Linked DNA regions of Homo sapiens: region 1 is linked to region 2. Evidence: read pairs that join two places in POLR2A ChIA-PET (ENCODE). Cell type or tissue: IMR-90. All regions are shown on one strand.

Region 1 (8,000 bases), 120 kb after region 2:
CTAAATCTCTAATAGACTATTAGAATAGTACATTAAAACCCATTTAGAGGCTGGGCATGGTGGCTCATGCTTGTAGTCCCACCTAGCTGGGAGGTAGAAAAAGGAAGATCACTTGAGCCCAGGAGTTTGAGCATGTAGTGAGCTATGACTGTGCCAATGCACTCCGGCCTGAGCAACAGGGCAAGACCCTGTCTCTCAACAAATGAAAAAAAATTTTTTTAACTGATTTGAAAAATGTCTAAAAATTAAATGTCTGGGATTACATTTTAGTAATTTTCAGCACAGTCCCTTTAAAAACAAAATAATATGCTAGCACACAAGTAAGGAGTACAGATGAACTGCATCTACCTTTACCACCTCAGCAAGTCCTCTACAGATTAACTGCATCTACCTTTACCACCTCAGCAAGCCCTCTACACTCTACAGGCCCACATGTAAGATGGAGATTGTCGGTTGGATTTTGTTTCAGTTATGAAATTAAAGAGTTTGATCATCTACTAATGCAAGAGTAAGTGGCAAAAATAATCCAATTTTGACACTAAAATACATAAATATATATGATAGGTACCCAAACATGTTTCCTGTACATACATATACACACTTCACCTGAGATCTAAGTTAACTATGGAATATTTTGATTTCAGACTCAACACAGGTAAAATAAGTGTTATCAAAAGGATTATCTACCATCTCTTATTTACTCCTGCATTTTATGCAGCATGACATGAGTTAACTAAATGACCTCTTAAATAAAGTTGTCATACTCTAAAACATACAAGTAAATTTCTTGTTGTGATACCTTGGTATGAGTGAGAAATAGAAGCATACATATGGGAAGTACACAATCAACAGCCAGGAAGCACAGCTTTCCTAAACTGCACTTCAGTAACACGGAACATTACTTTGAAGTATTATAGCTTATTTTGGAAATATGCCTATTTCTAAACATCTTGCTGCAGATGGCCAAATTTGGAGAACAGTTTAAGGCCATGAATAAATTACTGTTATTTCTGACTTAAGATTTAAAAAAAAAAAACAAACTCCTACAAAATGGCAACCTGTATCACTGTTCAGCATAATAAGTTAATTAAATCTACGATACTGACAGTGTGTAGGATGCAGAGCATGTAAACATGAGTGGGACATAGTCTTATGATGTGGTAGGGGAGATAGACACAAATATACAATTTCAATAAAATATGCTAGGTGCTAAAAGAGTTATGTATAGAATGCTATATAAAAAAACACAACAGAGTATATAGTAATCAGGCCCAGGGATTAAGGCAAGACTTCCTGGGAAAGTAAATTAAGCAAAGCCTTAACATGAAGCCTAGTTCCACCTTGAAAGATCCTCAACTTTCAATTGTCACATAATTACTCTAATAGGTTCCTGTTCATTTATTTATCCCAAGATACAGGTAATAAAATAGTTTCACTGCTAATAGTCTTTTGATATTATGGCTCTGAATAGACTTTTAAAAGGCACACTTTTTGTGGAAAGTTTAAAAAACATAACTATTTGCAAAGGAACATATATTGTATACATATGTATACATATTATAAATACTACAGCTCGCTACCTAAGAAAATCTCTCAATGTAAGTAATAACATACTCCAAAATGAAATAAGCAAATTTAGACTCATTTTTAAAGATGAGTCTTTTTCTCTACCACAGTGGAAACATTAATGCATCTTCATAGGTTAACTTTTAAAGTTAAGTTTTACTTAGGGTATTATTAAAAGTACTTTCGCTAAAAACCTGCCAATTGATAGTAAGAACTAACAGCATTTGAGGCTATACTCTGAGCCAGGAGCTTTTCTATGTTCTTTACAACCAATTACTTAATCCTAAGAACGATCCTATGAGTTAGGTATTATTATCTTCCCATTTTAAGATGACAACACTATATCACAAAAAGTTAAATAGGTAAGTTGCCCAAGGTTATACCACTGGCAGGTAGCACTGGCAGAACCTGAACCTAAGCAGTTTGGCTCCATACTCTTAATCGCTATCTTAATAATTACTTTATATTGACAACATAAAGGTATACATGGTTGGTTGTAGGACAATTTTATCTCTTAAAAAATTCACAGAATATTCTATAGTATATTTCATAATTTAAGATTTAATATAGAAAAAATAGAAAAAAAACCACATTACTATAAAACTAATTTCTCCTTATTGTTTAAAAGACCTGTGGTGCAGTGACTGATAGATGTACACTAATAACTACCTGTTCCTGTCAATAATAGGGTCATCAAAGCTAGACAGATACAGAGCTTCCCAGAGTAAAAAACAAAAAACCAAAAAACTACATACATAGCCCAGCCTTCTTGTAGGTAAGTGTACCCCTGCATGTAAGATCTGGCCAATGGGATATAAAGTGAAAGTGGTACGTGCAATTTCTGGGAAGTACTGTATCCTTAAAAGGGAAGACCTTCCTTTTCTCTTTCTTGCTTGCTGAAATGCTGATGTGATAGCTAAAGTGAAGAGACCATATTAGACCATAAGGCAAAAACTGTGTTTTCAGGATAATAGAAGAATGAGATAAAAAGGAGCTTCAATCCATGAAAATCACCATACTACTCTAGAAGTGTTAATGTTTCTGGTAAGGGAAACAAACTTCTATCTTACTCAAGCCACTTAGGAGTTTTCTGTTGTCCCTAATGAACCTAAGCTTACAAACAAAGTCATCTAGTAATAAACCTGGGCAAATTAAATTTTAGGTAACCAGGCAATTGCTTATTAATTATTGTGAAAATATGATAATTTCATAATGGTTTAATATATCAATAAAGAGTATACACTAGCTCTTGACACGGCTCCTTTCACATTAAGATACTATGAAATTTAAAATAAGTAATTTAAAAAATATATGTATTTTTGGGTATCAGTGAATAACTAGAGGATCTATCGTATCTTAAAAATTTTCTTATTCGTCTATTACGATTTTAAATAGTAATTTGTATATAACATATACAGTCGGCCCTCTGTGTCTGGGGCTTCTGCATTCATGGGATTCAACCAAGAAATTATATTGAAAATATAATTCCTGATCAAAAATACTCAGGAAAAAAAAATTCCAAAATGTTCCAGAAAGCAAAGCTTGAATCTGATGTGCACCAAGTATGATACGACATTGAATCCGCACAAATGTGATGTCTAGGCACTTAGGTATTATAAGTAATCTAGAGACGATTTAAAGTACACAACAAGATGTGCACAGGTTATAGGCAAAAACTACATCATTTTACATAAGGGACTTGAGCATTGCCGATCTTGGTATCTCTGGGTGGTCCTGGAACTAGCCCCAGTGGTTACCAAGTGACAACTGTATAAAAAAGCCTTACTTCATGTTAGCCACTTTAAATGTATTATCTGAGCAACTAAAAATACTAAGAAATATGACAACTGTATAAAACTTATCACTTCTTTAGAGAAATTACCAGATTACATTTGGAACAAATATCTGGTCCCTGATTCTCTACCATTTTTGCTACACTGATCTCTGCTGTTCCTCAAACATGCCAGGTAATCCCTTTTCAGGATCTTCCTACTTCCTTTTTTTTCTGCTTGAAATACATTTGCCCAGATACGACCAAAGCTTGCACCTCTCACTTCATTCAGGTCTTTAAGAGATAGCATGACAGACTATCCTGTCTAAAATAGCAGCTTCTTTCTCTATCCCCTTGATAGTATATTTTTTCTGCATAGTACTGATTATCATCTAACATTTTCTGTCTCTATACTTCTTTAAAACAGAAGATCCATGAAGGCAGTAACTTAGTCTCTCTTACTCTCTAGCATATAAAACAAAGCGTAGCATATAATAGGCTCTCAAATATTTGTTGAATGGATAAATCAAATATTTCATTCTACTATGTAAACTATGGACTGAATCAAAAACACAAATACCTTAACATGTGTTTGTATGTGTGGCATAGGGAGGATATTCTCTAAGAAAATGAAAAAAAAAAATCATAGAACAAGACTTTTTTTTCAGCTTATTTCTAAATCTCTTACATATTGAAGTTGTGGGGAGAGATATTGCAAAAGTCCTGCTTATTGCTCTTTGCCAAGATAAATTTTTCCCTTCTCTAAACTATTTTTTCTTTAATGAGTTAATAGAGGAAATGAACTCCAAAGCCCTAATATTCAGTTGATGATGCTAACTCACTCTTCAGTGATGAGAACATAGCTAAAGAACAATGCCATGTGCTCTGCCAATTGTTTCTAAAAGAAAAATAAACATTTAAATCACATTAGAATCATAAAGAGTTTAGGTTAGAATTAGCAACAGATCAAAAGGGAGACACTATGGTGCAGTGGTTAAACGCACAAACTCAAAGCTACCAAGTTCCACCACTTACTAGCAGTTGAAATGCAGACAATTATTAAGAATAAGCCATAGTCATCCAACTGTAAAATAAGGGTAAATATCTACCTCTTAGTCATGCAAATTAAATGAGTTAATACATATATGTAGAGTCCTCAAGAACAATGCTTAGCTGTATCAACTGTTCAATAAATGATATGTATGGTATGTTATATACTGTATGTGTTTATTAAACACACAATACACACATACCCTTAATAGAAGATATCTAATACTTCTTAATTAAGTGCTTTAAATAAAGCATTGCCCCAACTCATTTGACAGACTCTTCCAATATTGTTTTCATAATCTACATTTTACCTTTACTTCCAAATCCAATTAGGAAAAAAAGGTTCATTTGAAGTCTGGTAAAATCCACTTAGAATGTGGTCATTACCAACCTTGAATAACTCCAATCTCTGCTCAGATCCAAGGGGCAGGACAGTCATTCCTGACCACACTCCCAAATTTCAATGCATGCCTCATAAAAGCCTAAGAATAAGATCATACAAACGCAGAAAAGACCCTTAGATCCAAAGTACCAGATCCGAAGAGAGCAACAGAATCATTCCTTACCTACATCTAATAAAAGCCATCAATCTACTTTAGATTCAACTGAAATTAATCTAGTTAATGCATTCAAATCAAAATCCTATCATAAATTTTTTGGCCTAATCATATTTTAAGACTTTTACCCAATTAATACTAGAAAATTTACCAAGAAACACCAAAGAACATAGAATACCAAAAAGTTTTGATTCAAGAAAATGGTAATCCCAAAAGACAATAATAATAAAAGACAAAACTTAAGTCATTAATCATTTAGTAAGATAATATATTATCATATACCTATAAGAGTGGTACTAATTCAGATATATTCAACTAATATTAAAGTCAAGTTGAGTTAATGGTTGCAAAACTTTTCACTGTTAAAAGGGTTTTAAACAAAAGTAATGCTGATAACCAGTAGGAATAGCAAATGGGCAACAAAATATTGCCAGTGGAACTGGTATAAAGCAAACCTAGGTTGGCAATATTATGTTTACAGCCTCAGAAACAAGCATATGAAGTTTGTGCTATGAAAATAAACACAGAAAAAGCTAATTCAATTTTATTTAAAAATTTGAAATACCTAAATGTTCAACTATACCAGAATGGTTATACAAACTATTTTACATGTATAGATACAATATACAGGAATTCTTTAAAGTTCTAAATCAATATTTTGAAGAGTATGAATTATGAGAAAATGCTTAATCATTTAACCAATAATTTACTGGGCTCCTCCTATTTGTTTGACATCATGATAGATGCTGATTCAAGGTAAAGCAAAAACACAAGTGGCCATTGCTCCCATGACACAGTCTTATGTGAAAGATTATGTGAAAGATATATATTAAAAAAATAGTTCGGGCATGGTGGCTCAGGCCTGTAATCCCAAGCATTTTGGGAGACCCAGGCGGGTGGATCATGAGGTCAGGAGATCAAGACCATCCTGGCTAACATGGTGAAACCCCATCTCTACTAAAAATACAAAAAATTAGCCGGGTGTGGTGGCATGTGCTTCTAGTCCCAGTTACTTGGGAAGCTGAGGCAGGACAATCGCTTGAACCCAGGAGGTGGAGGTTGCAGTGAGCCAAGATCACGCCACTGCACTCCAGCCTGGGTGACAGAGCAAGACTCCATCTCAAAAAACAAAAACAAAAACAAAAACAAACAATTGAATCTAAAATAAGAAAAGTGCTCTGATTAAAAAGAAACTTGATTCTCTATAAATCTTTAACACAAAAGTAATCTACCCTTGATAGGGGTGCCAAAGAGTCTTTATGATGAGGTAGAAATTGACTAGAGATTAGAGACTGCCAACTGAACATGAAGGACTGAATACACGTGTTCACCTCTGTTGCTTTCCGAAATCCCTAACGTGGCAGTTAAAAAGATTTGAAAGAGGTGTCTCAAAGAAAACAAAAAGATTTTTAAAGAGGCATAACCCCATTAGGATAAAGACACTAGAACAGGATCATAAAACAACTAAGTCATCAAATTTCTGGGAACTGTAAATGTGAATGGTTGAATGGTAACTAACTTTGTAGACCAGAAATCACTGAAACACAAACCTAAGCCGTGTATACATGGGGAATGCCATCAAGTAACACTCCATTTACTGTAGTACACACCTGGATAGGTTCAGAAATCAGAAGCTCTGGTTATAACTGTGTGTAAAAGTCGGGTACAACTAAAAACAGAAGGTTTAAGATTGCTTGTTAGTTTTTAAAAGAACCCTCCTGGGTTCATCTAAGAAGTCTAGCAGCTAGGCCTACAGCTCACAAGCAGAAGACTAGAAGACCCACATCCATGTTCATTTGCCAGAACAAAAGAAAAGACCTAGACACAGGCATGGTGAGGGTCTCACCTGATTGACTTATTACAATCATTACTAGTTGATAATTTCAACTATATACATTGAGCTTCCAATCCCCATTTTTTGTGTCTTACTTTTAAATATGAATAGACAGTAAAAGATGAAGCCCCCAACATGAGAAAAAAAGAGAACACAAACAAATAAAAAAGAACTTTGAAGAAGCACAGACAATATAAGGAACTGGGAAAATAATCTTCAAACACTATAATAGCCTCCAGAGAAATAAGATCAAACAACAAGAATAAGATGTAATTGAAAGTTCTGAGAATTTTTTTAAAGGAGGTTTTAAAAATTAGCAAAAATTTTTAAAACAAAAAACTCAAGATTTGAAAAATAAACATAAGCTCTTGAAATGCAAAACAAGAGACAAAACAATGGAAAACAGAAAAGAAAAACAGATGATGACTATACAACATTTAACATTTGAGGAACAGGAATTCCAAAAAGAGGTAATATTAAAAAATGGGAGGCAGGCATGGTGGCTCATGCCTGTAATCCCAGCACTTTGGAAGGCTGAAGCGGGCAGATCACAAAGTCAGGAGTTCGAGACCAGCTTGGCCAAACACAGTGAAACCCCGTCTCTACTGAAAATACAAAAATTAGCCAGGCCTGGTGGTGGACACCTGTAATCCCAGCTACTTGGGAGGCTGAGGCAGGAGAATCACTTGAACCCGGGAGGCAAAGGTTGCAGTGAGCCAAGATCACGCCACTGCACTCCAGCCTGGACAACAGTGCAAGACTCCCATCTCAAAAAAAAAAAAAAAAAAATTATCAAAGAAATAATATCCCAAAATTCCAAGAACTGAAGATATAAATCTCTGAATTAAAAGGGTCCAATGAAGGTACAGCTTAATAAATTAAAAAATGAAGGCAGGAAGGAAGGTACGTATGCACATACACATTCCAAGATACACATTTCATTACTATGAAACTGCAGAACCACAGGCATGAAAAATAACCTAAAAGCTTCCAGAAAGAAAAACAACAAAAAAATAAAGTAAGAAATCAAGGCAATCATACAAATGAACAGGATTCAGAATGATGCCACACTTAAAGCAATACTGGAGGTTAAAATATCATACCTTCAATATTCTAAATTGCTAATATATAATTCCATAGTGACTTATCATATTATATAGGTAGAAACATTATGTTTTAATACATATAGTGTCTCAAAATGTATGTCCCATTAGCAGGAAGG
Region 2 (8,000 bases):
AAGAATGGTACAATGGACTTTGGGGACTTGGGGGGAAGAGTGGGAGTGGGGCAAGGGATAAAAGACTACAAATATGGTGCAGTGTATACTGCTGGGGTTATGGTTGCACCAAAATCTCACAAATCACTGCTAAAGAACTTACTCATGTAACCAAATACCACCTGTACCCCAATAACTTATGGAAAAATAAAATAAAATACAAGATAATGGCTCTGGGATTTGTCTCTCTCTATGTATATTATATGTGCGTATATGTATATCTTATTGAACCGGAAGTTCAAAGTTACACTGAGGTAAAAAACAAACAAACAACCAAAACAAAACAAAACAAAACACCAGAATACATGTGGGTAGTTGAAGAAACAATGGCTTCTTAACAAGTATGGTAGGTGATGAGAATTCTACCAGAGAAGGCTGGGGAAAGCGATGGACTTTATCAAATGTGGCACTCCTGGAGATTCTAAGCATGGAGAAGCTGATGTGCAGAGAGTGATGCTCCAGGGAGATTCATCAAGTTCTAAGTTTAGGATGAAGGGAGTATATTAGTCCTCTCTAGCATTGCTACAAAGAAATACTTGAGACTGGGTAATTTAAAAAGAAAAGAGGTTTAATTGGCTCATGCTTCCACAGGCTGTACAGGAAGCATGGCTGGGAGGCCCCAGGAAACTTACAATCATGGCAGAAGGCAAAGGGGAAGCAGGTACATCTTACATGGCCAGAGCAGCAGTGAGAGAGAAGGGGAACGTGCTACACACTTTTAAAGAACCAGATGTCATAATAACTCACTCACTCAGTATCACCCAGAATAGCACCAAGGCAATAGTGCTAAACCATTTATGAAGGACCAAATACCACATGTACTGCAAAAACATAGATCCAATCACCTCCCACCAGGCCCCACCTCCAACACTGGGGATTAATTACATTTTGACATGATATTTCAGTGGGGACACAGATCTAAACCATATCAGGGTGGAATCAGGGAAATCAATCAGGAGGCAGTTACATTAGTTCAGACATGACATCAGGAAGAACTAAACTTGAGGGGTGGCAGTGAAATGAGAAAGAAAGGGAAGGGTGAAGAACTCCACAAGGGAAGAAACAACAAGCTTCAGTGACTCAGCGGATGGTGGGGGAGAGGAGAAAGAAGAGATAAGGATGAAGGCAATATGTGAAGCCTGGGTGGCCAGTCTGCATGACGAAAAGTGGATTTTATAAAGGAAAGCACTTAGGAGGACCCAGCTGGAGTTTGGGCTGGTTGAGTTTGTAGATGGTGGGATATTAGGTTGACCTAGAAGGTGTATAAAGTGTGGTGGTAAGACCATGGGCCCTCGAGGCAGACTCCAGGGTTCTATCAATTCCACCACCCCTAGCTGTGTGACTTTAGAGAAGTTATTTAATCATCTGATGGCTTTAAAGGTGAACTAAGATGAAGCATCTAAAGTGCATAGCAGTGGGTGATGCTCAGTAAGTGCATGCTCCCTATCTATCTCTATTTCTATCTCTGTTTATTAATATTGGAAGCAAGAATTGAATCATTCAAATTCAACTGGGAATAAAGATAAAGACATTGAAGTCATTTCAGAGGTGATAATTGAAGATGTTAGTTATTTTTGAAAAGTAAATAGAGTGATCATGAGGATGACAGATCTCTAAATTGCAACCAGCTGTTTACTGTTGCCATTGGTCACACAGGGAAGTTGACAGAGACAATGCTCTGGACCAGTCTACATGGTTTATTACTGAGGCACTTGGGTTACAAATTTCAATGGGGAATCCCGGCACACAAGAACTGGGGAGTCTGGTCCATCCTACCTCAGGTGCAAGGTGAGGTCAGCAGTTACATCAATCCTCTTTTGTTGAGCTCATTCTCTGATCCTGAGCCTCTCTTTGAGGTCTTATCATTAAAATAGTAATAAAAGTCAAGGTAGAACAAACTCAATAGGAGAACTGGCCACAAGCACCCAACCCTACAATGAAAGCCAATGCCCATTTTATTACAACTGCATTTTGGAATTAGAGAGAGAAAGGAAAGGAGAGGAAAGGGAGTGGGAGGGACAAACAGAGAGAGAGAGAAAAGGAGTGAAGGGAGAATGGTGTCATTTTATTAAGTCAAGACTCTAAAACAAAAGTTTTGTTTTACAAGAACTCTCCTGTACCCCATTGCCATTGCCAAATGATGTCCTGGGTGTGAGCAATTCAGAAGCACCATCCTGGCAGGGTGACTTGGTGATGGTGGAAGAAGTCAGCTTCTCCTAGTAGATCACGTCACCAATAGAATTCAGAGGAGAGGAAGCCTGCAGTCTGAAGATATTGAGGAGCAAGTCTAATGTACAACAGAATCATAGGGACAATAGGAGAAAGTGGAGACACCTGGCAAGCTCAGCGAGGAGAAGGTGAAAGAGGACTACAGAACACCCTGAAGCCAAAGGGAAAACAGGAACAAAAAAAATTTGCTGAAGAAGGACCATCGTTCCAAAGTGTCCCCTCATCTCTGACTCTTACATGAATTGGGCCTCATTTAAGATCAAAGATACCTTTCTAAAGTCCTTTGGGCCCCAGATGGTGCTCTTAGGACCACCACCTTGAATCTATATGCAGTTGACCTCAAAAAACATCTGATTATTTGGGCATGAGTGATGTACACCAAGGTGGCTGGAGAACAGACTGGAATTCCCAAACATTTTCTCAAGTTACCACCAACTGCCCTCTGGTTCAGGCTCCAACAGGGCCACTGATCATCTATCACCACAACCAAATGGCAGTTATTAATTTCGTGATACCATTTCTATAGTATCTGAATATTTATTTGCTATAAAAATGACAAGAATTATGATAAAAAGAACAGTAAAATATGACTCTTACCATTTATGAATGCTTTAGAATCAAAAGACTAAGTCCTTTATAAATGATTCAGCATTTGATTTTTTTTCCTTAGATTGGCTCAAATTTTACTTTACAGGTCATAAAATTTTAAAGCCCTGTGCATTTGGAGGTCTGGTTCAGGATGAAGACTCTTAGGCTTGGAGTCAGAAAACCCAGCTCTGATCCAACTTTTCTTGCTGTGTGACCTTGGGCAGGTAACATCTTCTCTGAGACACAGTTTTCTCCAAATGGAGTGGACAATGTATGCCCTGAGTCTTGTTCAGGCTTGTGGTGAGGAGCAAAAGGATAAAAGGGCTGAGCGTGCTTGGTAGATGAATGTACTGATTGGAAACACAAAGAACATCCGTGACCATTTATTTATTTCTAAATCACTCATTAATCTTTGCTAGTTCTTGTTGTGTTTACTATTATGAATGAATGTTAGGTGTTGCATCCCACCTTCTATTTGAAAGACCATTCTTGGCAAATGTTCAAAACAACATTTATGAGTTAATAACAGATTCGAGTTATTCCCTTCAGGATTAGATAAGTTATGCTAAAAAATAAATTCAGGGGCTTCAAAACAACAAAGGTTTACCTCCTGGTCACATTATATATTCATTGCAAAGTTTCCTTCTTGCAATCACTTGGGGCCTCAGGTTGATGGAGCAGCCACCATCTCCCATGTTGGGTCACCATAAGGGAGGAAATGCTGCTCTGGGCATCTCACCCCTGTAATTGAATGCTCAACTGAAGTGACATCACTCACTTCCGCTCACATCTTATTGGCCAGAGCTGACCACATGGCCCTCTCCCAACCTCACAGAACAAGGGAGGGCCATTCTACTGTGGGCCTGGAAGGCAGAGAACTAGAAGTTTTTAGAGAGCAGCATTTTCAATAACCACATGCACCCTCCATGGATTTGCAGTGGTAGAGCATGTTGACTGGTAGTACTGATGGAGACCACCTTTATTTGCATTATGTAACAGACTTTTATGGAGCACATCCTAGATGTCAGGGATGATGCCCAGCATGGGAGATGCAAAGTCATAGATAAGTTCTCGGTCCTAAAATGCCACACAAGAAATATGCACTGGATGTTCTGTGAGCTTCAACCAGCCACTTCATCCAGCCTGAGGAAAGGGAAATAGATTCCTGGAGGTGGTGAGTCCTACAGGAGCAGTCGAGCATGCAGAGGCTGGAAAAGAAAGGTGTTCTGGGCAATCAGGACAGCATGAGCCAGCCAAGGCATGGGTGATGCCAGCTCTGCATGTGTAGGGCCCTCCAAGCAGTATTTGCTGCTGGAGCATCAAATGGGAGATGAGATGGTCAAGAAGAGTGAACCTGGGTGGAAGGAGAACTGGTTAGAAGGTAGTGATGGCATCCAGGGAAGAGAGGGTGAGTCCTGTAATTGGGCAGTGAAGGGGATGGAGGAAGGGAGCCAGGCTCCAGAAACCATGAAATGCTGCCTTCGGCTCTGAGCTCCCGAGAAGCAGCAGAGCAGAGGGAGGGAATAACATGCAGCCAGAAGGACAGACCTGGATGCTGTGTGCACCTGCTTGGAAGCCACAACTCTTTGGTGTAAGCCCTGCTTCCCCACTTCATGGCTGTGTTACCCTGGACAAGTTATTTGCCTTCTCTGTGCTTTAGTGTCCCCATCTCAAAAGTAGGGATAATAATAGAAAACGCATAAGTCTGAGGTTATGTATATTAATACGTACAGAGGACAGGGACTGTGGTATCTGGCTGGGCTAAAGAAGTGTGGACTATCTTTTGTAGCCTCTGCAGGGGTTCCTGCCTCTCCCAGCCAGGCCAAGCCTGCTCTGCCAGCTGAAATGTCAACATGGGCGGTTCCTGTCTGAAGTCCCCACAGACAAAGGATGCTTTGCACCCAGGGGACCTGAGCAGTGTCCTTTTCTGTTTGTCTCACAGAGGCCTTCCTTTTCTGGCCGCAGCTGACCCGAGGGTGGGCGGACCCCGCAGCAGGCTCTTTTCTGCTGAGTCATCCTGCCTGGCCTGCCTGGCTGGAGTGACATAGCAGGAGGAGCTGGCTCCCCTGCAGGCTGAATCTGTCCTGGGGGTGGGGTGGGGAGGGTGGTAACATTTTATTTAGGGGGATCAAAAAGCCTCCAGATGAAACAATGGTGGTTTTTTTTTAATGGGTATGGTGGGCTGTTTGCCAAAGCTTGGCCTGCCAAATAGTGCTGGTAAAGGAGGGACTGTTGTCACTGGGTTTTTGGCCATGAATTTGCATCCTAGCAGGAGGCAGGAGGCAGCAGCCTAGGAAGGCCTGGTCTTATTTTTATCGTGTAAGAATGAGGTACCCTTTGGTAGAGTTTGTGAGAATCTGTTTCACTTCCAGAGCTACGCATGCTGAGTAATAATGATTGCTGACTTTTTTGAGCACTTGGTGTATGACAGCCTCTCTACCAAGCTTTCAAAGCATTCTTTCATTCAGTCCTTACCAGCTTGTGAACTAGGTTCTCTTCTTATTTCTGTTTAACCCACGAGGGAACTGACTTTCAGAGCGGTTAAGTCAGTTGTGTGAGGTCACGCAGCAGAAGGTGGCAGAGCAGGCAGTCTGATGCGGGGGCACAATCTCTCGATGGGTACACCTTGCAGAGGGCTGTAGGAGTTACTGGGGGCGTGTGCAGCAGGGAGTCTCACACGCAGTGGGTGTACAAGAAATAGCCTCCATCCCTTTTATCACTATTATTTATTCCTTCTAAACAAACAAACAGCAACCATTCAACATGGCGATGTGATTTTGAAGGGATGATTTTGGTCCTGCTTGAGGACATGTCTTGTGTCTTGACTCCACATCACTAGGACATGGGCAGTCTGCACACAGAGACCTCAGGAATGTGACACCCCGGCCCCCTACTTCTATTGCTTTCAGACTGTCTTGGGTTGACCTTCTTTAGTAGCAGGATGACCTTCACTCTCCATATCTTTATTTCATGGTTCAGGACTCAAATGTGTAGGTTGTAGAAATTTTACAAATTCCAGACAGGCTTACCACATTTAAAATACCACTGACAAGTGTGTAATGCCTACCTTTTTAACTCCATGTAGGTCAGCTACATAGTACTCTCAGGGAGTAAGAACTTTCCTAAAGCAACTCGGAACTGGGCCATTTTGCTTACTTGCTGGCGGCCTGATAATACCAGGGCTTCTCGGTGTTGCTAAGAGTTTCCAAGGAGAGAGATTTGCTTCTCTCCCATTTTCCCCTTCCAGGGCACCAGAATGAGCTCGCTGCTGGAGCCTAGGGCACGTTCTTCACTTGGTCACCATCAAAATAAAATTACCAAGCACGCAGGTACTGACGAAGCCTGTCACTACACAAAATTAATCATTTTAAAAAGTAAATGACCCAGTTTCCTGTGGTGTGTGTTTTTGGGGCCCAGGGAGTGCCCTTCCCCCCTCAAGTGAATTGGAGATGCCTCAGATGATGTCAGCTCACTCTGCAAGCGACAGAGAGATGGGTTGGCAAGATCTGCAGCATGAGCCTGGGATCCGGCTGCCATTTGGGCTGCTGTCGGCATCACTGTGGAGACCATTAATCTTCAACTTACGACGACTGAGCCTTCTCGGGGCATTGAGTTTTCTTGTTCTGTTTTGTTCAGCGTGGCATTCAAGATTCCTTCACAGAAATCTGTGTCGGGGCAGGAAAATGCTATGTGAATTATGTCCTTGTGAAGTCACCATCTGGCCAATATTCATCTTGCTTAGTGAAATATCAAGGACATCCTTCGGCACAGATGCTGCGGGGCAAGAACATAGCACACAAGTGACTGCAGTCATAAACCAACACGCAATCAAGTGTAATTAATGCACCTGGTGCCCACTTCAGAGTTCCAGTCCCACAGTCGCACACTGGTTGGCTTTTCCTTTTTCATATGTGGCTTTTTGTTGTTGTCAGGTTTTTTTTTTTTTCTTCCCTTTTGGGGTGGGGATAGATGTTTGCAGTTTGAATCGGCCCTGGGATCTTCAGCAGTAAATAAGTCACCATCATGGAGCTGGTGAAAATGGGAGTGTTTGTGTGCATTCAAGAAGCTGCATCACATGCAAACCGTACAATACTGAGCAGCATTCTGTGCCTTGAAAAGGCCATTGTCCCGTGCGTCTGGAATCCGTTCTCCTGTTGACACTCACTGGCTTTTGAAGGCCAGGTCCAGATACTGGCCTCCAAGTGCTTTTGTGCCAGATGGAAGAAGGGAAGGGATCCAAAACTTGGAAAAATAAAAGATAAAAACACAAAACAGTCCCCCATGACTTCTCTATCAGCAGGATTTCATAGCCTCCTTCCCCCTTTTCCACACTGGTCTTGACCTGGTGGTGTTTTAAAGTGGTGATGGGAGAGGAAGAGCAGCATTTTGCCTCACTGGAACTGAAATTCTGGAAGCTGTGAATCCTTTCTTTGGATGGAGACCTGGGGGTTAACTAGTGGGGCAAAGGTGGGGAGCAGAAGTTGCAGAAGAGAAACAGTGATATGAGGGCTCCTTATAACCCAAGAGCCATGTAAGTAAGGCATGGGGATATGGGAGGCAGGGGGGCCTTTACCTGGGGTTCAGGGACACATAAGGAAAGTGACCTGGGCTCACTTGCAGTGTTTCTGCTGTGCACAGAGGAGAGGAGGGATGCTCCTACAGTGACCTTGCTGTGGGCAGTGCAGCCTGGGTGCATATGGCGGCTGCGAGCTCATCCTCCTGTGTCACTTCTACACGGAAATAGCAAAATTGCCGTTAGCAATTAAAGGTTTCAAAGGCCCCTGAGTGTCATTAGGGGCTTGTCAATGGCTTTCTCTGAGCTGCAGGATGAATGGCTCCCAATTGTCTCCTATCAAATTAAAGCTCCTTATCATAGGCTGTAGCATCCTCTGCTAATTGGTGCCTGCTTCCCTAATTCATCTTTCATTCTGAAGCACCTTGTCCCATCATCTGAGAGCCATCTTCCAAGTCTTCTAATTGCCAGCTCTCTTCAAATCAATTCCATTCAACAGATGTGCACTGGATTTCAACTCAGAGCCAGGCCCTGATAGAAGGGGAGGCAGTTAGGTATATGAATCGGAGGGCATAGGCATTATACTATAGAAAGCCTTTTGTAGTGTCTGAAAGAGGAGGCAATAATTTGA

The links. Peaks named below come from ENCODE experiments on the same cell type or tissue, not always from the same donor. Only the 100,000 strongest peaks of a DNase experiment are listed, where the experiment ranks them.
Region 1: POLR2A ChIA-PET joins it to region 2 with 11 read pairs; 3 of 35 experiments call an interaction of 5 or more read pairs at or near these places.

Annotation. Positions count from the first base shown.
Region 1 is chr4:15,024,311-15,032,310 of GRCh38, reverse strand. The region is part of intron 4 of CPEB2 (cytoplasmic polyadenylation element binding protein 2); the gene reads right to left. The region is part of intron 2 of C1QTNF7-AS1 (C1QTNF7 antisense RNA 1); the gene reads left to right. Among named protein-coding and RNA genes, the nearest start is that of CPEB2, 26 kb to the right of the region's middle. In IMR-90, no CTCF peak of the experiment used is centred here; no DNase peak of the experiment used is centred here; H3K27ac peaks cover 189 bases.
Region 2 is chr4:15,146,885-15,154,884 of GRCh38, reverse strand. All of the region lies in intron 2 of C1QTNF7-AS1 (C1QTNF7 antisense RNA 1), which reads left to right. Among named protein-coding and RNA genes, the nearest start is that of CPEB2, 150 kb to the right of the region's middle. RefSeq lists enhancers at 4,677-4,816, 3,952-4,908, 3,874-5,073, 4,909-5,865. In IMR-90, a CTCF peak has its summit at 4,897; a DNase peak (open chromatin) is centred at 4,874; H3K27ac peaks cover 1,600 bases.